Regions from separate parts of the Homo sapiens genome. Here region 1 is linked to region 2. Evidence: read pairs that join two places in POLR2A ChIA-PET (ENCODE). Cell type or tissue: Panc1. All regions are shown on one strand. Links, peaks and the distances in the headings refer to the core of each region. The heading gives the core; the rest is flanking DNA. Region 1 overlaps FLNB (filamin B). Region 2 overlaps FLNB (filamin B).

Region 1 (11,520 bases), core at 1,564-9,563, 82 kb after region 2:
CAGAGTGCTGGGATTACAGGCATGAGCAACCATTCCTGGTCCAACTCAAGTCTTTTACCTCTATTTTACACAGCACAGTTATTGAACTTTCGTGAGCTTAAGAGAATCATAAAATTTCATTTGGTTCATCCAAGATCAAGTTTCAGGTTCACAAAATTGAGTTACTTCCTTTAAATCGGGGGTGTCCAATCTCTTGGCTTCCCTGGGCCACACTGGAAGAAGAAGAATTGTCTTGGCCACATAAGATACACTAACACTAATGATAGCTGATGAGCTTTAAAAAACAAATGCGAAAGGATCTCATAATGTTTTAAGAAAGTTTACGAATTTGTGTTGGGGCGCATTCAGAGCTGTCCTGGGCTGCCTACAGCCTGCAGTCTGTGGGTTGGACAGGCTTGCTTTAGATGGTCTTGGGACTCTCAAACTCATACTCAGCATTGCAACTCAGTTCAGAAGACAAACATGTGAAGGGAACGTCATTTTCAAACTGATCATGGTGAGGATTTTTATGAAACTGTCCCAACAAACTTTTAGGATTCCATTTATGCAAGTAATACTATGATTCCCCAACTCCACCCCCAAGTGTTAATGCTGGAGGCAGAGCCAACCCATGACCTATGAATTTGGCAATCAGGGTCTTTTACACCTAATAGAGGTCAGGATGGTGAGGGGGCACATCCCTTCACCCAGGCTCATCCCTACAAACTCATTTCTCATCTTCTGGGCAGCAGAAGCCAGACATTGCAGCCACAGTGGACAAAACTCCACAGAGCCAAAGGCAATACCCTGGAAGTAATCAGCACTGATTAGTGTTTGGGGAAATCCTTGGCTGTAGCACACTCTTTGATTCAGTTTTTCCAGTCAAAGCCATCCTCGAGTCATGCTGACTTGGGCCTAGAAGGAGGAAATTCTCATTCATGCCTCTCAGACAGTGCTGTCTCCTCTGCAGGAAGGAAGGGCCCACACTGGAGCAGAGGCAAGTTCAGGGGGGTCCCAAGGTGCTGATCTGGGCATCGCTTCCAGGCAGGAAGCAGCCATCCACGTAGCTGGGCTAGAGCTTCAGCTGATATCTTCCTAGCTTGGGAGAGAGGCCCTTGATATTATTTGTTTATTTATTTGAATTTTTTACTTTTTGAGACAGGGTCTCACTCTGTCACCCAGGCTGGAGCGCAGAGGTGTGATCACAGCTTGCTGCAACCTCGACCCGCCAGGCTCAAGCAATCCTCCCACCTCAGCCTCCTGAGTAGCTGGGACTACTGGTGTGCGCCATCATGCCTGGCTAATTGTTGTGGGGTTTTTTTGGTTTGTTTGTTTGTTTGTTTTTTGTAGAGACAGGGTCTCTTTATGTTGCCCACTCTGGCTTTGAACTTCTGGGCTCAAGCGATCCTCCCACCTTGGCCTCTCAAAGTGCTGGGTATAGAGGCATGACACGGCACCTGGCCTAATACTATTTATCATCATCTTGGACTTAAGAGAATGCTTCCCAACCAGACAATGAGAGGCACCTACCAGTCCCTTCTGGGCCATCAGCTAACATCACAACTTCATTAAGCACAGACTCCACCCACCCAGATTTGTCTTAAAGGGCCCAGCCTCATCACCTCTCAGTCCACAACTGACTGGACTGGGGTGGAACCTGACTCAATCCAAGCCGAATCAGGTTCTCCCTGAGGTCTCTGCCTATGGCTACACCGAGTGAAATGTAAACAGCAGGAGCTGCAGGGCAGCCCCGTTGCCTGCAGTGATAGCAGGACTCCTCTACAGAGGGAAGGGACAAAACAGACACCAGGAAGACAAGAAACCATGGCTTTCTGATTTTGGGTTTCAAGTCTTCCTGAGGCCCTGCTGCAGGATTACACTTAAGTCTGTGAACCCGTGGTTCATTATAGGGATCACTGGTTGTTTCTGATGCCCAGTACTGGGGTGGGTGCATGAGACAGGAGCCTCCTAAGCACAGCCATTGGCTCAGAGCTGGGCACATAATTCAAGGAGTCTAATAGCAAATCCTGGACTTGTATAGGAGCTATAGGAGAGTTTTGCACTCAGCACTCTCACTCTCCTTTCTGGCTGGGTTTGGACCTGGGAGGCATAAAGGTCCAGAGATGCCAGAAGCCCTTCTGCCACCACATAGAGCCAAAATGAATGAAGCAGACTGGAGATGAGGAGAGAGATCAAACCCTGAAGACCCGTTTGAAACTTGGGACCAAGTAATGCTTGGGGGCAGTCGGCTCTGGGATGTCTCAGTTACTGGGACAAGTGGCTCCCTCTTTTGCCTTTAAGCAGTTTCAAGTGGTTTCTACAACTTGCCACTAAACAGAAATTCACAAAACTCTCCTGACAAAGAATTTTTTCACTTAAGCCAGCTCAAGTGAGTTTCTCTCACTTGTACTCAAAAGAATGCCAAATTACCAGCCTGGTCAACATGATGAAATCCTGTCTCTATTAAAAATACAAAAATTAGCCGGACACGGTGGAGTGTGCCTGTAGTCCCAACTACTTGGGAGGCTGAGGCAGAAGAATTGCTTGAACCTGGGAGGCAGAGGTTGCAGTGAGCAGAGATCATTCCCCCGGGCAACAGAGTGAAACTCTGTCTCAAAAAAAAAAAAAAAAAAAAAAAGGAATGCCAAATTACCAAAATGACTTATCCAGTTTACATAGCTAGAGTTTAAGGTTTATGTTCTCAAAACAACCCAATAATGCAGACAAAACTCTAGGAAATTTCCCAATTCCTCCTCAGTCTATCAGAAGAATTGATGAGAAGTTATAGGTGTCAAATGACTGTGCTCAACAGCACGACATGGCCCAATATTGGGCCTCCTGGGATTAATTCCCTCTCAGCACCCTGCTAACCATCACAAACAAACATTCCCAGTAGAAAATCACAAGTCGGGTAAAAATACAAGAACTGCTTTTGTAGCATGAGATGAAAGAAGGGATAAATCTATAATGACTAGCCCAGGCGCAACGAACGGCTCATGGCTGGAGGCAAAGGAGAGAGTATAACTTGACCCCAGGAGTTCGAGACCAGCCTGGGCAACATGGCAAAACCCCGCCTCTACAAGAAAAAACACAAATTAGCTGGGCCTTGTGATGCATGCCAAGTAGCCTCCCAGCTACTTGGGAGGCTGAGGTGGGAGAATCCCTTAAGCCTGGGAGGTTGAGACTGCAGTGAGCCATGATCGTGCTACTGCATTCTGGCCTGGGTGACAAAGTGAGACCCTGTTTTCAAAAAGTAGAAATAAATTTGCTGGGCATGGTGGCACATGCCTGTAGTCCCAGCTACTCAGGAAACTAAGGTGGCAGGATCACCTGAGCCCAGGAAGGTGGGGGCTGCAGTGAGCTGTGATCATGCCACTGCACCCTAGCCTGGGTGACAGAGTAAGACCCGGACTTTAAAAAAAAAAAAAAAAAAACCTACAGAGACTAAAGCTCCTAAAAGGTAAATAAATAACAACAAAAACCAGTAAGATCCTCTAATCAAACAGAGCTAATGCAAATCTAAAGTTTACCCGCATCAAAGAGGAGGCCAAGTCCACTTGTGTCCACTACAGCCACATTTCCAGGCCAATTAGAAAAACCAGGCCAGCATGAATCACCAATTGTTCAGGATTCTAGAGGACTTGTTCAACCTAGGTTGCAGAAAACCCATACACACCAAACACAGGTGGCTTCATGGAGAATGCAAAGCTGGGGAAGAATGGGGTCAACTGAGAAACTTTAGAAATGAAGTGGTTCACCAAACTGACCACAGAAAGAACTTCAAGAATGCTAAAATCTCTAAACTCTCTAATGAGTCTCAGAACTCTCTAAAAAGAAAGCAAAGAGGGCACTTGGGGCAAGACAGCTGGATGAGGAACCCTTCTGGTGCTGTTTGACAGTTAAATTCTGTGGCTGGGACCACCCAGCTGGCTACAGTCAAGACAAGCTGCTCGGGAAGCTTCCCTCCTAAGGGAAGCCCACAAAGAAAAGCCAAGCAGGGTTCCAGGAAGGATTTGTAAGGTAGGCTTGAGGCAATTTCAAAAACATGACCCAGGTGACCCAAGCACATAACTGCTTTACCCTGGGTCAAGGCTACTGGCTCAAGGCATGGATTCAAGGCAAGAGTGCTTGTCTTCCCGGCCCAGTGACTGCAGTGGTGGTGGGTAAGTTACTATTCTTTGGAAAATTAAGTTAGGAAGGAAAAGGTTGGCTTACAGCTCATGGGCTAGTCCCACTGGTGGTGGTGGTGGTGGTTGGTGGGGAGGGTCGTTCAGCAAAAGCAAGGAGTCCTCTGAGTCCAGCCACAACCTCCTCACCACTGAAGGCCTGCTGACATCCAAAAGCCCAGAGGCCCTGACAACATTTCCTGTGGCTCACAGACTAACCCAGCACACCAGGGCCGCTCAGCGGGAAGAGACAATGCACACACTGGCTGGTTCAGCGCTGGAAATCCCTGCCCACCTGGCTGCTTCTCTCATAAATGGGAATAATCTGGCTTTTCTTCTGAAAATAAATACTGCAAGCTCATTGTAATATCATAAAGTGATACTGAAAGCAAAAAGAATCAAGTTAAATCCTTGTGTCCACAGGGATACCACACAGAAATCTGGTTTGTGGAGTTCCCCAGATCTGCTGCTGCTCCAGGCTCAGCCACTTGCTTGCCAGCTAGGTGACCGTAAATGTAGCCTCAGTTTCCTCAGCTGCAAAACGGGATTAACACCGTTCCTCAGACCTCATGTAAGTGACATGAGGCATAAAAAGCCACCTAGCACACAGTAAGCACTCACTCACTATGGTTAGCACTCAAATAATAGTCTAATTAAGTTTCTATAATGATCAAACTTTAAGAAACATGTATCCATTCTATGATCCAAAAAAAATACAATAAAGATTTACAGAAAAAGAGAAAAGAAAAACCCAGATGCAGCTCAACTCCCACACATGAATGGGATGGAGCGGGGAGTATATTTTAAAGAAACCATGTTGGCTGGGGACGGTGGCTCACGCCTGTAATCCCAGCACTTTGGGAGGCTGAGGTGGGTGGATCACCTGAGGTCAGGAGTTCGAGACCAGCCTGGCCAACGTGGTGAAACCCCGTCTCTACTAAAAATACAAAACTTAGCCAGGCATGGCAGGATGCGCCTATAGTCCCAGCTACTCAGGAGGCTTAGGCAGGAGAATCGCTTGAACCAGTGAGACGGAGGTTGCAGTGAGCCGAGATCAGGCCACTGCACTCCAGACTGTGTGACAAGAGCAGGATTCCATCTCAACAACAATAAAAAAAAGAAACCATGTCCTCAGACCTACCCTTTACACCCTGTCAGGTACCCACTCCCATGAGGACTTGCAGGCATGGACCAGAAGCTGCCCCCACCTTAATGAGAGGGCCAATGGCTCCATAAGAGTAAGATGCAAACAGCTATCATGTTGCTGGCCAGAGGCCAGCTCCATGAGGGTAGAAGGTAACTGTTTACTCACACTCCCCTGCAGTTTCAGTTACTGTCCTGTTTGCTTTGGCTCGCTGGGTCAGGGTGTATTGCTTATTATTCAACAAACACTAATCCCGCAAGAGAACCTGAGAGGCCAGCGCTGGGGGATTTGCCGTCACAGCACCCCAAAGATCTGGCTTGCTTCTTTTTTTGAGATGGCTCTTGTTGCCCAGGCTAGAGTACAACGGCACAGTCTCAGCTCACTGCAACCTCTGCCTCCCAGGTTCAAGAAATTCTCCTGCCTCAGCCTCCCAAGTAGCTGCAATTAGAGGCACCTGCAATCAGACCCAGCTAATTTTTGTATTTTTAGTACAGACAGAGTTTCACCATGTTGGCCAGGGTGGTCTTCAACTCTTGACCTCAGGTGATCTGCCCACCTCAGCTTCCCAAAGTGCTGGGATTACAGGCATGAGCCACCACACCCTGCCCTGGCTTAGTTTTGCGCATCTCTTCACAACGTGAGATGTTCCTCTTTGCTGGGAGCATACACTAGTGCTACCCTCCCCACCACCCATGAATAAATCATGGTGATATTCTGGGCAACAATGAAAAGAGGCAATAAAGTGAATGGTGTCCTTCCAAAAGCAAATCAGGGCACTTCTGCATTCTCTGGGAGGAAAAGAACCCTCAATAAGTTTCCACTTTCAGAGCACAAAAAAGCTAGTTCTGTTCCTTCTAGTCATTGTAGTTCTTGTTTGCTACTCAGCAACTTGAATTACAGTAGAGTCAAGTCTAGTAGGAAATGCACTAGCTGGGAAAACAAGGCAAGGGGGGTGGTGACCTAGATCCCCCCAGTCAGACTAGCCCCTGGTCAGCTGTGAACCTCTGGGCATCAGTTTTCCCATCACGAAATGAAATGTCTGCATCACTAGGCTTTCCCTTAGATACAAGTTGTAGTGAACAGAGAACCAAGACACCGTTTTCCATTAAAAATTTGCTCAAGACTGGAATCACTTTTCTACACCTTTTTTTTTTTTTTTACCTATCAAATTCTAATCCAACGAGAAGTAATTAACAAACCAAACCCACAAAGTCTGATTTTCCATTCAACAGTTCTGATGATACTTATGCAATTCTTCTTTTTTTTTTTTTTTCCTGTAGAGACAGGGTCTCGCTATGTTATCCAGGCTGGTGTTGAACTCCTGGCACAATGGTTCATTCCTTGAGCCCACGTGGTCAAGGCTGCAGTGAGCTATGATCATGCCACTGCATTCCAGCCGGGGTGACAGAGCGAGATCTTGTCTTTTTTTTAAAAAAAAAAAAAAAAAGGAACTAACTTCAAGCAACCCTCCCACCTTAGCCTCCCAAAGTGCTGCGATTACAGGCATGAGCCACCATGCCCAGCCCAATTGTTGCTTTTGAGAGTAAACAAAGATACAACAGGTTGGGATTATAGTACCACATTGTTCAACATCATCTACAGAGAACTATCTCTTCTATGCACTGGGTGCCAGCTGACAGTCAGCACAGCCTTTCCTAACAAGGGGCAGGGCAGACAAAGGAGATGCCTGCAAGTAGTAACTGCCAGAGCTAAGGAGGTGCATGGGCAGAACTTTAAAATCCGGCCAGGCACAGTGGCTCGCTCCTGTAATCCCAGAGCTTTGGGAGGCTGAGGCAGGAGATCACTTGAGGCCAGGAATTTGAGACCAGCCTGGGGAACATAGTGAGACCCTGTCTCTCAAAAAAAAAAAAAAATTAATTAACTGGGCATGGTGGAGCATGCCTAGTAGTCCCAGCTACTTGGGCAGCTGAGGCGGAAGGATTGCTTGAGCCCAGCAATTTGAGGTTATAGTGGTCGTACTCCAGCCTGGGCAACAGAGCGAGACCCCCAACTCAGGAAAAAAAAAAAAGCCATCAATTCACAAACAATCAGATTCTGACAAGAACTAACTCAGTCTTGACTTGGTGCCAAAAAGACGTCAGCAGCTTTCACACAAATCTCTCTTTTTAACAATAAGAACAGGCCGAGCATGGTGGCTCACGCCTGTAATCCCCACACTTTGGGAGGCCAAGGCAGGTGGATCACCTGAGGTCAGGAGTTCGAGACCAGCCTGGCCAACATGGCAAAAACCCATCTCTACTAAAATACAAAAATTAGCTGGGCATGGTGGCGGGCACCTGTAATCCCAGCTACTCGGGAGGCTGAGGCAGGAGAATCGCTTGAACACAGGAGGCAAATGCTGCAATGAGCCGAGATCATGCCATTGCACTCTAGCCTGGGCAACAAGAGCGAAACTCTGTCATAAAAACAAACAAACAAACAAACAAACAAACAATAAGAACAGGCCTCAGGCTCAAAGTCTTCAAAAAACTTTTCAAGAATTTAGTAACACGTTGTTTTCATTGATTTTATTTATTTTTTAATTTTTTCTTATGCTATCTCCTCTAACTTATTTTTTCAAAGCCTAGTTACCTGTTCTTTCTGGCAAGTGATCGTGGTTTTCATTTAAGATCATGTTCTCTAGTTTCCTTTTACGAGTAAAGTAGTATAAAGATGAGTAGATATGAAGAAAAAAAACATTCACAAAATAATACTGGCACCTGGAGTAGGCAGAAACCATGCCAGTGATCTAAAAAAGCCAGAGGGCAGAGAGGCTGGTCTGGTGGAGGGCCAGGGTCATAAACAGAATCATGGCCATTTTACAAGGATTCTAATTTGTGTGCACAGTGCTGTGGGAATGCAAGGGAAAAAATGAATAATTCTACCTGGGGGCTTTCGAGAGGACTTCACGAGGGAAATCATCTGAATTGGTTCCTGAACTACAAGAAAAAAAATGAGTGGTCAAGAGGAGGCAGCGGGAGGCAAGGGTGAAGGAACCTCCCCATTCATTACAAGGGGCTTTAGCTGGCTGATATGAAGGTTGAAGCCAATGCTAGCAGCCCACTGAGGACAACTTGCATTGCAGGCTAAAATGACTCTGATGTCGGCCAGGCGTGGTGGCTTACGCCTATAATCCTAGCACTTTGGGAGGCCAAAGCGAGCGGATGGCCTGAGGTCAGGAGTTCCAGACAAGCCTGGCCAACATGGCGAAACCCCGTCTCTACTAAAAATACAAAAATCTGCTGGGTGTGGTGGTGCACTCCTGTAATCCCAGCTACCTGAGAGGCTGAGGCAGGAGAATTGCTTGAACTCTGGAGACGGAGGTTGCAGTGAGCTGAGATGGTGCCACTGCACTCCAGCCAGGGTGATAGAGCGAGACTGTCTCAAAAAAAAAAAAAAAAAAAAAAAAAAGACTCTAATGTCAAGTCTGGGCCCAGTGGGAAAGAACATCATATCAACTGACCAGCAATGTTTGTCATGAAGAGAAGAAAGTATAGCCGGGGTGCTATTTGATGACCCTGATTCTGGCTCAGTCTTCAACGTTTACAGGTGAGAAACTGAAACTGCCTTTGCAAAAATTATAGACAGTGAAAGAGGTCAGACCTAACCGACTCCATCTTGCTTCTAACCTTTAGGCTGTCCTTGTTCATTCCTGGGCATAGGCCAAACTAACCTTGGGAATGAATTTAGTTTATGGTTTCACTCTGAAAAAAAACTGCTAATAGCCCTTTCCCAAAAAGACCCTCTTCTTGCCTTGGGAGCAGTCTGCCTTTGTAGGACTAACAAATTAGCTACAAGATTAGAAATTAAGGTTTAGGGGTCAGAAACTGCAAGAGTCTGAACCTCCACAAATTGCTTCTGGAGATAACATCACTACTGTAAAACTTAACATCAGTGCTTGAGATAGTTTGCAGACCCTGCACTCCATGGATCAGCTGACACCTCCCAGAGCGGTAATCTGGCTCAACCAGTTCTGCCATCCCACCCAGGAACAGAAGACAGCAAGAAAACGTCACTTCGACCCCCTGTGACTCCATCTCCAACTTGACCAATCAGCACTCCCCACTTCCTGAGCCCCTACCTGCCGAATTATCTTTAAAAACTCTGATCCCAAATGCTCGGGAGACTGATTTCAGTAACAATAAAATTCTAGCCTCCCACACAGCTGGCTCTGGGTGACTTACTCTTTCTCCATTGCAATTCCTCTGTCTTGATAAATCAGCTCCGTCTAGGCAGCAGGCAAGGTGAACTCGTTAGGTGGTTACAAAACTGGGGTCCAAAGCCCCAGAGCTGACGAAGAGCACAGTCAGAATAAAGAAACAGGTATCCTGAGTCCACGTCCTTCTCATTCTGTGCTCTAGGGTCCTCTTTCATCTGAATCAGCAGCATTTACAGCCATGGAGTCATTATAAAGAAAAGCAAATCTGTCCTAAGTCTTGAGTCAATTAATTAAGGAGTTTAAATGTATGGGTCCAAAACAATTAAGCTTTGTGGAATAAGAGCCCGGGTGAGCTCACCAGTGAGAGAAGGATGGTCTCATTTGAAAGTACATCTCTGTAGAAAGTTAATTCCAATAAAAATCTTTCCCATGCTGCCGCCCCAGGCCGAGAATGTTGTACTGAGCCAAACTTCACACGTAGCTGACTGATCCATCCAGCAAAGAGTGGTCTCCTTTAGCTAAGGCCGTGATCAAGAGGCATTCTGTCCAACTAGGAATTCTCAAAACTTCCACTTTCCTCCTAGCAGAACCTTCCAATCTGGAATCACACTCACAATGACTGAGGCTGCTGGCTTGTCCGAAGTCCAAGCCCTATAACCACGGATCTTTTTTTAGTTTTTAATTGGGGAGAGTCACTGTGGTTGAGCTACATTTTCCTCTCCTTCAACATGGACCCTGGAAGGCAATCAAACCCCTTATTTCTCACACATTCATTATTTCTTTCAACTCTTCCTCTTAAAAAAGTTGGGGGTGGGGTACATGTTGCGTTCCCTAAACCACCATTCTGCCCCCTCTTCAGATGGAAATCCCTCAAGTCTACAGACTGAGGCTCACAAATGAAGTTACCTGATATTTTAAGAGGCATGGAAATTACACCACTTAAATTTGAAGTCAGATTTTATTTCATATCCAAGTCTAAGTAACAGCTTTTAATTACATAGACAGCTTAAAAGAAACCTCAAGCACTCTGCAATTTACGTGTATTTTGGGTTTGGTTTTGTTTTTGTTTTCCTGTTTGATCTGCCTGTGAGGTGAAGAGGTAATCTCACTTCACAGATGTGGACAAGGGGATTACCCTAAGTCACACAGCCTGTGACACCAGGGTTTCATCAAACAAAGGGGCTTTCTAAAGAATAAATGGCAACCTAGTGACACAGGAAGCCACGTGAAACACCTCCTTGAGGTCCACTCCACCAATCCTCTGCAATGTCCCCAATTTCAGGTAGAACATGTGATCTAGGACAAGCCAGTCCCAAGAGTCATTCCCAAGAGTCAAACACCCTTGCCAGTGGTGGGCTGAGATGTGAGCAGGTGACATAGGCTGGTCCAATCACAGTGAACCTCAGGGCTTTCCTGGGACTGCTGGGATCAGGGCCCGCCTTCTTCCTCTGGGAGGTGTGGGGTGTGGCTGCGGGCCTGGGACTGCTACACCCACCCGTCTGTGGAGAGACAACAGAATCAGAGAAGCAGAGCCAAGGCTCTCTGATGCCCTGGAGACTTCCAGGTCCAACTGCCTGCCTACCCCTTGACTTTTCAGTTACGAGAGCCAATGAGCTCCCTTTTTGGATAAACCAGGATTAGGTAGGTTTCCCATGACTTGGAACCATATACATCCTAATGGATACATTTATATTCAAAGTCTTTCTCTACTGCTTCCTGGCTGTGCCACAAGTTACTAAACCTCTCAGTGCCTCGGTTTCCTCATTTGTAAAATGGTGGAGTGTTAGAATGAAGTGCGATACTTGGTGTAAAAACCAACTGAGAACAGTCTCTGGCCTGTAGCAGGGATTCGCTTACCACTGCACTCCAGCCTGGGCGACTAGGGCGAAACTCTCAAAAAAAAAAAAAAATTGTCTTTAAAAAACAGAACCTTTTTGTGGCTAGGATGTGCAAGAACTGGAGCTCTCAAACACTGCTCGTGGAAATGTAAAACAATACAACCACTTTGGGAAACAGTTTGGCAGTTTCTTGAACAGTTAAACGTACACCTATGATGTATGATCCTAACATTC
Region 2 (11,520 bases), core at 2,412-10,411:
AGTCTGAGTTGAATGTCAATACTTTCTGATCAGTGTGAGAGAGAGTGAGTGTGAGTGTGTGTGCACATTTCCATGTGGTAAGGGGGAAGCAGGAATGGAATCAGGAAAGCGTGTGGTCAGTGGACACTCCAGCTGCCTGAGAGTTAACCCAGAACCCAGCAGTGGGCCCCTCAACCTGCCCTTCCCCTCTCAGCGTGACCCAGAGAAAGAAGAACAAGACCCCGCTGAGGCTCTTTCTGCTCCTGGGGTCCTGGGGTGGGGCTTTGCCCTCTTCACACCACACCTAAGACAAGGCATAAGTGGCCCAGAACAGCCCCAGCCCTCGGTCTTCTGTCCACACCACACACTTGCCTGCCCTTTTAGAAATGGGGGCGGGGGAGGTGGTCTCAGAATTCACCACTATAGAATTCATCCATGTAACCACAAACGACTTGTACCCCAAAGCTATTGAAATAAATAAATAAAATGTGTGGGGGTGACAATCATTTGAGTAGATAACTAGAACCTATGGAGAGTCCTCCCCCCAAAACAAATGGAGGAGGGTCTTTCACTACTTAAGTCATATATTTATTTATTGTTTGAATCTTTACAGCAGTGGTTCAGGCTGAAGTGATTTTGTCCCTTAAGACATCTGGCAAGATATGGAGACATTTTTGGTTGCCACAAATAAGAATGGGGAAGGAGAAGTCTGCTATGGGCATCTAGCAGGTACAGGGCAGGGATGCTGACAAAAGTCTACAATGAACAGGACAGCCCCACACCACAAAGAATCATCTAGCCCAAAGTGTCATAGTGCCGGAGTTGAGAAACCGTGTTTCACAGTGATTACACATGACATCACTAAATACAAAAGAAAGAATTTGAATCTGCATATCTTGATCAGCTACTAGTATTGTCAGTGAAAAAAAAGAAACCAAGACACATGAATAAGGAGCCAAGCACAAAATAAGGTAGAAATTTTCTTTCTTTTTCTTTTTTTTTTTTTTTGAGACAGGGTCTTCCTCTGTCACCCAAGCTGGAGCGCAGTGGCGCAATCTCAGCTCACTCAACCTCCCAGGCTCCCATCTCAGACATCGTCCCATCACAGCCCCCACCCCACATAGCTAGGATTACAGGCACGCACCATCACACTCAGCTAAGTTTTGTATTTCTTGTAAAGATGGGGATTCCCCATGTTGCCTGGGCTGGTCTCAAACTCCTGACCTGAAGCAATCTGCATGCCTTGGCCTCCCAAAGTTTGGGGATTACAGGTGTGAGCCACTGTGATTTTCAACTTTGTAAAGAACCAGCTTTCCCCTGAATCAAGAACTAGGTCCTCCAACACACGCACAACTGTTTCCAGTCAAAATTCTAAGCCGATGCTTTTTGCCATGTTACCGGTTCTACTGGGAGTTGAGATAATCTTGGAGATGTAGCCCTAAGAAAAACTCTCCTTTTGCAGCTATTACAAATATCAGATTGTTTTCCCCACTCAGAGAGATAACCAAAATCAAACCCATTTTCCTGCAAAATCAATTATTCTCTGGGGTCCTCTCTGAGGAATAGCTCACCGGGGATGTGGGCTCCTCCATATGTGATATTAACATCGTAATCCCCCGGTGCGAAAGGAATGTACTCAGCACTGCAGCTGCCATCCTTGTTGTCTCTGCAATTTATCTTCGACTCTGATGGTCCCTCAACAGTTATGCCAAGCCCACCAATTCCTGCGCCTCTGGAAAGAGTGGAAAAGAAAGTGAAATGTGCACCATTTATTTATGCTGGTCTGCTTATTGCCAAAATTCATGCAAATTCCCTTTATAAACTATTCCACGTAGCCACCCCAACTCAATTACTACACCTCTCACATAGGGAATTTCACATTAGTATAATGTAAGTAAAGACACTCTGACCCCTCATTTTCAATGCTTATGCTTCATTTATTTTTCTTTTTCCTGAGACAGAGTCTCACTCCATTGCCCAGGCTGGAGTGCAGTGGCGCGGTCTCGGCTCACTGCAACCTATGTCTCTTGGGTTCAAGCAATTCACATGCCTCAGCCTCCCAAGTAGTAGCTGGGATTACAGGCGTGTACTACCAAGCCCAGCTAATTTTTATATTTCTTGTAGGGATGGGGTTTTGCCATGTTGGCCAGGCTGGTCTCAAACTCCTGGCCTCAAGCAATTGTCCCGTCTCGGCCACCTGAAGTGCTGAGATTACAGGTGTGAGCCGCCACACCCAGCCTATTTTTCTTATCTAATTGCACTGGCTAGGACTGCAAGTACAACGCAGGCATATGCCTTGCAACCAACTTTAATAAAAATACTTACAAGGTTGGCTACAAATTTTTACATTATCAAGTTATAGAGCTTGATTGACTCCTGGTTTGCTAAATAGTTTCATGACCATTATCAAGTGCTTTGGTATGTTTTTTAGGTATGCTTGGTCTTTCTATGTAACATAAGTCTCTACAGAAGGAAATACATGTTATAAAAATAAAAATTCATCTTATCAAAAGTTAGGAAACCATGACACATAGGTAGAATCTAGCCACAAAAGTGAGACTCAAGACACCAAATGTAGGGCCTTGCCTACCTGGTAACCACGGTGAAGACATTGGGCTTGTTGGTAAAGGCCTCTTTCAATCCAGGTCCTTGGGCTTGCACCCTAGATGGCTGGCAGCCTTCAGTGACAGCCACCTTGAAGGGACTGTTTGGGATAGGCACGTCATCATATGTCACCTCCACTACATGGAGACCTGCTCAAAACAACAAACAGAAACGCATATTTGCATACAAATCCCCTATTTGTGAAAAATGATTCTCTACTTCAGAGTTTCATCTAGCATCGAAGTCTGCATGCTATACTATGTTATTTGGAAAAGGGGGTTAAAAACACAGTAATGTGGCTGGGGGCAGTGGCTTACACCTATAATCCCAGCACTTTGGGAGGCCGAGGTGGGTAGATCACTTGAGTCCAGGAGTTCAAGACCAGCCTGGGCAACATGGCGAGACCCCATCTCTACAAAAAATACAAAAATTAGCTGAGTGTGGTGGTGCACACCTGCAGTTCCAGCTACTCAGGGGGCTGAGGCAGGAGGATCATTTGAGCCCAGGAGGTTGAGCCTGCAGTGAGCCGTGATCACACCACTGCACTCCAGCCTGGGCAACAGAGTGACATCCTGTTTCAAAACAAAACAAAACAATCCCACAGTAATGTAGGTATGATCTGACTTTTAAATAATACAAACCGTCTATCTGCAGTCACATAAGCCACTCCACCCCAACCAAGCAAATATTCAAGTCAGTCATCCTAAACAGACTACTCTCATTCGGGAAAACACCATCCAGCCATTAACCAAAAGAAAAAGCGAAACCCGTGAAACAGAAGAAACAGGCATCCACAAGAAGACTGAAAATATCTATATCAGAATATCGCAGGCTTCCGATCTCCAGGTAGTGGAGATATACATGGCACTTTTTTTTCTTTATGGTTTTCTATTTATTGAAATTTTTTATAATTCCTAATACTCAAGAAGAAAGAAATTCATACGCAAAGAAAAATGGCACAAATGAGCAACATCATGACATTACCCCATAACTTGCTGAGGTGAGACTGAGGCTAAACCCAGCCCACCTATTACACAAGGCCAGCAAGCCAGGCACTGAGTGGGCAGGTGACTGCAGCGGACGCTGACTTCCACTCTGTCACTCTGCACGTGGCCCTGCTGAGACAGGCCTAGCACATGGGGCAGGCATCAGTACCAGCCACCAGGAGGCAATGACCAAGGGCAGCTCTGAACGAGGGTCCAGTCCGAGGACAGGGCGGCTCACCTTTCTCAAAGGGTGTGTATTCCACCTGGTAGGTCCCATCCGCATTGTCTGTGACAAAGCACTCGGTGGAGGCCCCTGAGGGGTTGGCAATGTGGGCCTTGATGTGGTCACCCCCAACCTGGGTCAGCGGCCGAGAGTCAACTGTAAAGTCGGTGGTAGCTTCCCGGAACACATCTGCAGAGCAAGCACATAGCTAACACTGCCACCAGTACCCCAGACCCAAAAGCAAACCCCAGAACCAAGGTTCTTGGCACTTCAGGACACATGAAGTCCAATTTCAGTAACTGGAAAACTGGTTTTTCTAACTCTCAAATCAAGAATATTAACCCCCTCCATCCCAAAGAAGGCCTTTCTAGAGTAGCCACGGCTAAGTGACAACACGACTGCTCACACCGGGCTCGAGGACAGGTTAAAGGTTGAAGACTAACCTGCTGTGTGGCATGCAGGTGTTAGACAACACTACATTTTAAACTTTTTTCCAATTAAATGCCAACATGTTGTATGTTGAGTTTCCAGAGAAAAATCAAGATTTCTGCCTTTGCCAAAAAACTAGAGATTCTGCTGACAATGCTAGGTCCTGTTCCCCATGGAGAAACAGAAAACAGGGGTTGAGTAGCACGGTCCCCAGAAATGCAATGTGCTTAACCTTCACCAGGGCCCCCCAACTACTCCCCGAGGCAGAGGGAACAGGTGAGCACCGCCTTATATGTCACCTGGCTCCTGCAGGTGGCTGAGTTTGCAGCTCCAAGTTTCAGGTAGCCCTTAAGTCCCAGCTTGTCTTTTTTTTTTTTTTTTTTTTTTTAAATGAAACCCACCTTTCCCTTCTATTCCTGGTCCAAAGACTTTGATCCTGCTGGTGTCCACGGCGGGCTCCACCTTGACCCGGGCGGGGAAGTGTGGCACGAGTTCGCCACCATACTTCATGGTCAACGTGTACATGCCGGCCGTCAGGGGCACGTAGGTCACCGCGTAGGTGCCATCTTTGTTGTTCTGAATACTGACTTCGGCTTTTGTTCCCGAGTCCGAGACAGCTTCCAGGCCCAGGGCCCCCGGTCCCGCTTCCGAGCAGTCGACGCTAAGGAGGCCAGCTTCACCCACCTTCCCGTGCTCGAGACCTGGCCCCGATGCCACGACTTTAGAGGGGTCAAAGGGCATTTCAATGTCAGCTTTGAAGGGAGACCCAGGTATGTGGACTTCTTCAAAGAGGATGTTGACGAAGTACTCCCCGGGTTTTGTGGGAAGGTAAGAGACGGAGCAGGTCCCATCACCATTGTCGGAGCACTCGATTTTGGCCTCGCACGGACCTTCCACCGTTAAGCCCAGACCTCCAGTACCAGCTCCTTTGGTATCGATGGTGAACTCGGCAGGCTTGCCCACGAGACCACCTTCGAGGCCGGGACCGTGGGCCTTCACCTATTTGAGCAAAGAATAAAGTCAAACTGCACTGGGATCGCTGCTCAGCCAGCACTGCTTTCAACACCCATGCATATAATCAGCATGGAAGTGCATCTGAGCCAGGCAGCCCTTCTCTTGGGGCTTTATGTGTCACACGTGCACACGAGTTAAAGCTACAACAGTCAATGCAGCAAATGCCTCAGAACTCAATCACCAGCGAAAACCCACAGGAGAGAGGTGTGACCCCCATGGAGCAGCCCCTCCAAGACTCTCCTCTCTCCTACCCAACCTGACCCTTCTAAATCACAGGCCTGGACTTGGAAACCTAATGTCCATTCCAACAAAGATACACGAGATCCCAGGTTGAGGGCTCATGGAAGGGCTCTTGTGGAGCTAGCTGTGGCTTGGGCTGTTGCAATTTGCTCAACAAATTCTGCATAATAATAAAACTAAACTGTTTCTAAAAAAGAGTGAGGAAGGAGGCTTTCACCTCTAATTCAACAAATAAGACACCTTCATAGGATTCACACCATTGAGACCACTGGAAATCTTCCAAAACCCCTTGAGTCAGGGTTACTATGAAGAAATGACGATGAACTTTTTTTTTTTTTTTTGGAGGGGACGGAATCTCACTCTGTTGCCCAGGCTGGAGTGCAGTGGCACAATCTCAGCTCACTGCAACCTCTGCCTCCCAGGTTCAAGCGATTATCCCACCTCAGCCTCCCGAGTAGCTGGGATTACAGGCATGCGTCACCACACCCAGCTAATCTTTGTATTTTTAGTAGAGATGGGGTTTCACCATGTTGGCCAGGTTGGTCTCAAACTCCTGACCTCAAGTTATCCATCCACCTTGGCCTCCCAAAGTGCAGTGATTACAGGCGTGAGCCGCTGCGCCCAGCCAAGAATAATGTTTTTTTTTGTGGTTTTTTTTTTTTTTTTTTTGAGACGGAGTCTTGCTCTGTCGCCCAGGCTGGAGTGCAGTGGTGTGATCTCAGCTCACTGCAAGCTCCGCCTCCCAGGTTCACACCATTCTCCTGCCTCAGCCTCCCGAGTAGCTGGGACTACAGGTGCCCGCCACCATGCCCAGCTAATTTTTTGTATTTTTAGTGGAGACGGGGTTTCACCGTGGTAGCCAGGATGGTCTTGATCTCCTGACCTCATGATCCGCCCGCCTCGGCCTCCCAAAGTGCTGGGATTACAGGCATGAGCCACCGCGCCTGGCCAGAATAATGTATTTTTATATTACATGATTCTAGCTTCTGGAGGGTGAGCTCCGTCTGTGAGCTGGGTGCTGGGCAGAGGCCTCCACGTTTGCTAACTCACCTACCCCTTACAGGCTGGCTTTGTAGTGAGGACTGTGATTATGCTAACAAGCGAAGAAAGAAGACTCTGGGACAGGGAGCCCCTCACCAAAGTCTTGTAGTCAGAGAGCAAGAGGAGGAGCAGGGTTGTGACCCACCTACCCAGGGGACCTTTCACAGTGAATTGTGCTAACTTTCATCACAAAACGATTTTCAGAAGGTCTTTGCCAGGAAGAACCAGAGAAGGACTATGGTGTCATGTTTGACAGCAATGAGACAAGTTCTGGGACAAAAGCAAAGGCTGACCTTGCTGGGATCTGGTGGCAGCGAGGCCTCCACTGTGTAGGGGCTCCCGGGCACAGGGTGTCCATCGTAGGTCACGTCTACAGCATACAGCCCCTCCTCCCGAGGGATGAACTTGGCCGTGCTGTTCTCCCGGCCTGTCACAGGTGTCACTAGGCATGGCACGACCTTCCGAGAGGGGCTGAGGATTGTCACGTCCAGCTTCCCCTGGCCTCCTGCCCCCCTGGTATCAACGGTGAACTCCTGATCCTTCCCAACTTCCACCCCTGGAAAAGAAACACAAGCTGAGGTGAAGAGCTGACCCTTTTCAGCAGCAGGAACAATCCAGAGCACAGAAGCAATGGTTCTTTGGACACGGGGACTTATCTCAGCCTCCACTGTAAGCAACAGCTGCTGCAGAGGACAAGCAGCAAAGCTGAGTAAGTATCATCAGCATCTCAGCCTCAGTAACAACAAGTGTCGGCACAATAATCAATTAGTGATGACAGCAATAACGGCTATCATTTACTGAATGCATTTTATATGCCAAGCACAAATAGGTTATTGTCTTAATTTTCACCACAATCCTATGGGGTATTTATTATTAACCAATGGCTTTCACAGATGGGGAAACTGATGCTCAGAGAGGTTAAGTAACTTGTCCAGGGTGACATATGCAGCAGCCTGCCAAGCTGGGACTCAAAGTGAAATTTACCTGACCCCACAATCTTTGCTGACCAGAAAGTTGTAATCTGACACTGTCGTCTCTTATTTACTTACTTTTGGTGTTAACTTGATATCCAAACACCCTCATAAGTCAATGTTTTATTTACTAATTCTTGGCAGCCAACTCCATCTTATAGGCACCCCTCCCCCTCAAGAAAGCAGAAGTCACAGAGCTGCCAAATGCGAGCCGATTGAAGCAAGTGCTGAGAACTGACTGTACCGTGATGGTTTCCAAAAGGTCTCTGCAAAGCAGGGCTGCAGGAAGCCCAAGTGTTAGATTAGACAAGAACAGGGAAAGGACTTTACCCAAAACAAAAGCACTGGGAACACAGGGCCCCTGCCACAACCCAGAGAACCTTGACTCTGAAGGAACATAGGGCCTGGCAAGATGGACACTGCCGAACCACAGGCAAGGAGGTCCCGGATCGCTACTTCCCACCGGAAAAGAGGCTTTCCTAATTGGCACCCTGCTTTTCCTGTTCTGGAGTCAAAGCTCTCAGTGTCTTGGGGAAAGGAGTGACAAGGGGACACATGACAGGGTTGGGCAGTGGACGTTTACACACTCAGAGCTGGCTGCTCCAGCCACAAAAGCCAACAGTGAGCTCTCACTTTGGATCTCTGCAACTGGGAGCTGGCCTTGCTTGCAACTTGTGCACTTGGGTCACGAGTGAAGGAAGATGCTCACTAATGGCACTGCTAGTGGTACTCTGGAGAAACCCTCACAGGTGAATACAGGAGGCCCCGTCCTGGGGGTATGCACTCAGCCCTGCCTCAGTAAGCCTGAAACCAGGTGAATGTGAGCCCTGAGGTACATCCAGTCTGGAGCCACTCAGCAGTAAACACAGACGGAAAAGATGTAGGAGTGAATGATTCCCGAGATGCACTGTTGGAAGGCAGGCCGAAGAAGTAGGTTTATACAGCAGGGCAACTTTAATGCAAAATAAATACAGCCAAATGTGTTCCACAGGCACATCTATATGTATAGATGCAGAGAGAAGATCTGGAAGAACAGAAACTGAATTGAAAACTTTGGTTAACCCTAGGGAGAAGGAGAGGTGAGGGTTAAAGTGGAATTATCCCTTAACTGTAATGTTTTTTAGATGAAAAATGGATATATTTTTACTTGTATAAAAAAATCATTTTATGAGCATGTGTTGCACATCTGAAGCTGAGTGATAAGTACATCAGTGTTCATGTTATACTATTCTCTTTCCTTTTCTGTTTGAAATTTTCCCTACTAAAAAATAATCAGAAAATTGAAAATAAGCGAAATGAGCTTATACTAGTAAAATCCCTAACAAGCTAAAGGAACATTGGGATGGGGCAGAGGTGTGGTGGTAGTGACTTCTGAGTGCCAGGGATTTGGCATTTATGCTTGACTCGCAACCTTAGTGCGGATTCAGTTGCCAAGGATAGCTGGCACAGTTAGAAACTCATCAGAAAGCAACATAGCCCAAATTCTCTTTTTAATGAAAACTTCCTACTGCAATGCCAGGGGGCTGACTACGTGCCAGCCTCTGAACCATTAGCTCATATAATTTTCAAAATATTCCCATGGGTGTTCTCAACCTCTCCCCGCCGACCACCCCCCACTGTACAAATGAGAAAGCTGAGTCTCGGTGTGGCTAAGGGGCAGACACAGTCACAGTTACTTCACACCACGGCCTTAATTCGAACCAAAGTCTGTGCAACTGCAAAGTCTCTTAACATAGAATTTGCTTCTCTGCAAATTTCACCTTTTGAAGAAAATCTAACCAGCAGCCACGTTGGGGGGTCATCAACAACCCATCTGCTCTCCATTCAGGCACTTACTGTTTTCCAGCCCATTGAGTTTTATCTTGCTCAGATCCAGCGGTGCAGCAACACCCACAGTGAAAGGGCTTTTAGGGATGGGATCGCCACCGTAAGTCACCAGAACCTGCATGTTGCCCTGGAACAAGAGAGAAAACTCAGTTTACCTTTGGGTACCAAAAAGCTAACTTGGCATTTAAAATCCCCTCAAGATCCCTCATTCTTCTCACGGACAGGGGAGACTTGATTCCAATCAATGTAGAAAGTATCTTAGATCTATTTCTTCTAGCTTTTGACCACAAGGCAAGAATAACAGAAAAATTAGATCAAATAAGAGCAGCTAATAATAACAGAAGCAACTTAATGAGCATTTTCTACACACCAAGCACCATGCTATGTGCTTTTATGCATTTCCTCAATTCAAGATCAAAACAGTCCTAAGGGGTAGTTCCTACTGTCATCTCATTTTTTCAGGAGAGGAAACTGTGGCTCAGACTGGTAAAGGAACGTGCCCCAAGTCACACACCTTGGTAAGGGTGCGAGCTGGGCCTCATACCCATGGCCCCCAAATCTGTGTCCTAGCTGCTCTGCCACACCACCTCCCCATCATCATACCCAGTGCCAGCCAGTGCAGCTGGGCCTGGGGCCACTCACCAAACAGAACCATTTCTGTCCTAGGAATCAGTTTGAGGCCCCCAGGCTGCAACAGGGATTTGCAAGAGTTCACCTAGACCTGTGCTAAGACCATCGCACAATATCTGAACTTCCATTTCCATGTGAAAGAAAATAAAATTGCAAGTGTGAAGGCAGATGGTGCTTGCAGGATTGGCAGGCACCCTCACGGGTGGCCGGGTGGCACGCGATAGCCATGTGTGCGCCATTTCTCTCCTCTCGCCGGTTCCAGGCTGGCACACAGCCGGCTTCTTCTCTCCATGGTTGGCCAAGTTCCCTCCCTCCAAATCGAGGCTCCAAGAAATCTCATGGCTGTCTCAGTAGATCAAGATCCCCTTCACCACAATCGGCCAGGCATAATGTAACAGGAAAGTGTGAGGGAGAGACGAGTTCCCCCCAAGAATCCAGCAGCCTTGCTGGAATGCAGGCCCTGCTGAAAGCTGTTGCTGATCAAGTGTTAAAAGGGTGTAGCATTTGGCCTATGTATATTTTGTCACATTCCTTTTGTAATAAGGAAGGGGGTAAAGGCCAAGAAAAAAAAAAAAAAACTGGTTGCATCAATGAAGAGAGGATTAATTTTCCAGCATTTTTAAGCACTGCACACAAAACCAATTGGCCCCCTGCCTCATGTGAACAACATTTCCTGGTAAAATGTGTACAGGTCAAATTCAACAGAGCTGGGAGCCAGCCAAGGGGCAGGAAAGGTCTCCTTTTTGTACTGTTTAAGGCAGGACTGACTCGCTACTTCAGCCAACGTGGCATTCCCAACGTGCCAACTCTTCCCGAGCTTCCGTTTCCCCACAGCCCCTAACAATTCAGGGGCTCACTAAGCAGACCTCAGGCTAACCAGAGGTCTTGGGGATACCTCCTCCCTCACCCGCATAAAGTTTTCTGGCCTCTTCTCTGAAGTGCTAAAAAAGAGAGGGAAAAACCCTCTTCCAGTTAAGCCCACCCATCCCATAAAAGAAAGTATGCTCTTGTTACCAGTCAAAAACAAAACAAAAACTCAGATAGAAAATGAACTGTACCTTAAATAACCTAAGAAGGGGGAGGGAAAAAATCTCGGAGATTTACACCTACAATGCCTACAGCATTTTAAAGTGTCCCCTGAGGCCCCAACTAAGGAATGGACTGTGTTTATTCCCCAACAGGGCTATGAAGTGAGGGATGTCTGGGTAGTGATGGCCAGTGCATTTCGCCACGACTTCGCAGGCTGCAAGACAGTTTCACTCTCCTCTACATGCTTCTGAAACCTGAATCTTATTCTTCAAAATATACATACACAAGACACTGACCAGACAGCTCAGAAGAGGATGGGACTGAGAGAGCCACCCTCAGCACCATCCCTTTTAGGGCCCTCCAGGAGCAGCCAGGACCACCACGTTAAGAACATTTCAAGGTAGAAGCTGTTACTCTGTGAGGGTCTGTGAGCTCACAGGGATTTCTAAAGGTGCCAGAGTACTACATGGAGTGGTCCCCAATCCTAGTGGCTCCCAGCACAGCACGTAATGGAGACATTGCCACCAGCTTCTCAAACTGCTCTGCG

What was found. ChIA-PET counts read pairs that join two places held together with the same protein. Peaks named below come from ENCODE experiments on the same cell type or tissue, not always from the same donor. Only the 100,000 strongest peaks of a DNase experiment are listed, where the experiment ranks them.
Region 1: POLR2A ChIA-PET joins it to region 2 with 7 read pairs; 5 of 35 experiments call an interaction of 5 or more read pairs at or near these places.

The regions. Positions count from the first base shown.
Region 1 is chr3:58,034,239-58,045,758 of GRCh38, reverse strand. All of the region lies in intron 1 of FLNB (filamin B), which reads right to left. Among named protein-coding and RNA genes, the nearest start is that of FLNB, 32 kb to the right of the region's middle. RefSeq lists enhancers at 2,800-3,313, 3,829-4,343, 5,706-6,285, 7,104-7,604, 10,392-10,891. In Panc1, for the core only: no CTCF peak of the experiment used is centred there; no DNase peak of the experiment used is centred there; H3K4me3 peaks cover 1,969 bases; H3K27ac peaks cover 8,000 bases.
Region 2 is chr3:58,116,793-58,128,312 of GRCh38, reverse strand. FLNB (filamin B) reads right to left here. Exons shown (of 46, transcript NM_001457.4): 19 at 9,324-9,441; 20 at 6,810-7,072; 21 at 4,623-5,220; 22 at 3,808-3,981; 23 at 2,570-2,732; 24 at 1,551-1,711. Among named protein-coding and RNA genes, the nearest start is that of FLNB-AS1, 48 kb to the left of the region's middle. In Panc1, for the core only: no CTCF peak of the experiment used is centred there; no DNase peak of the experiment used is centred there.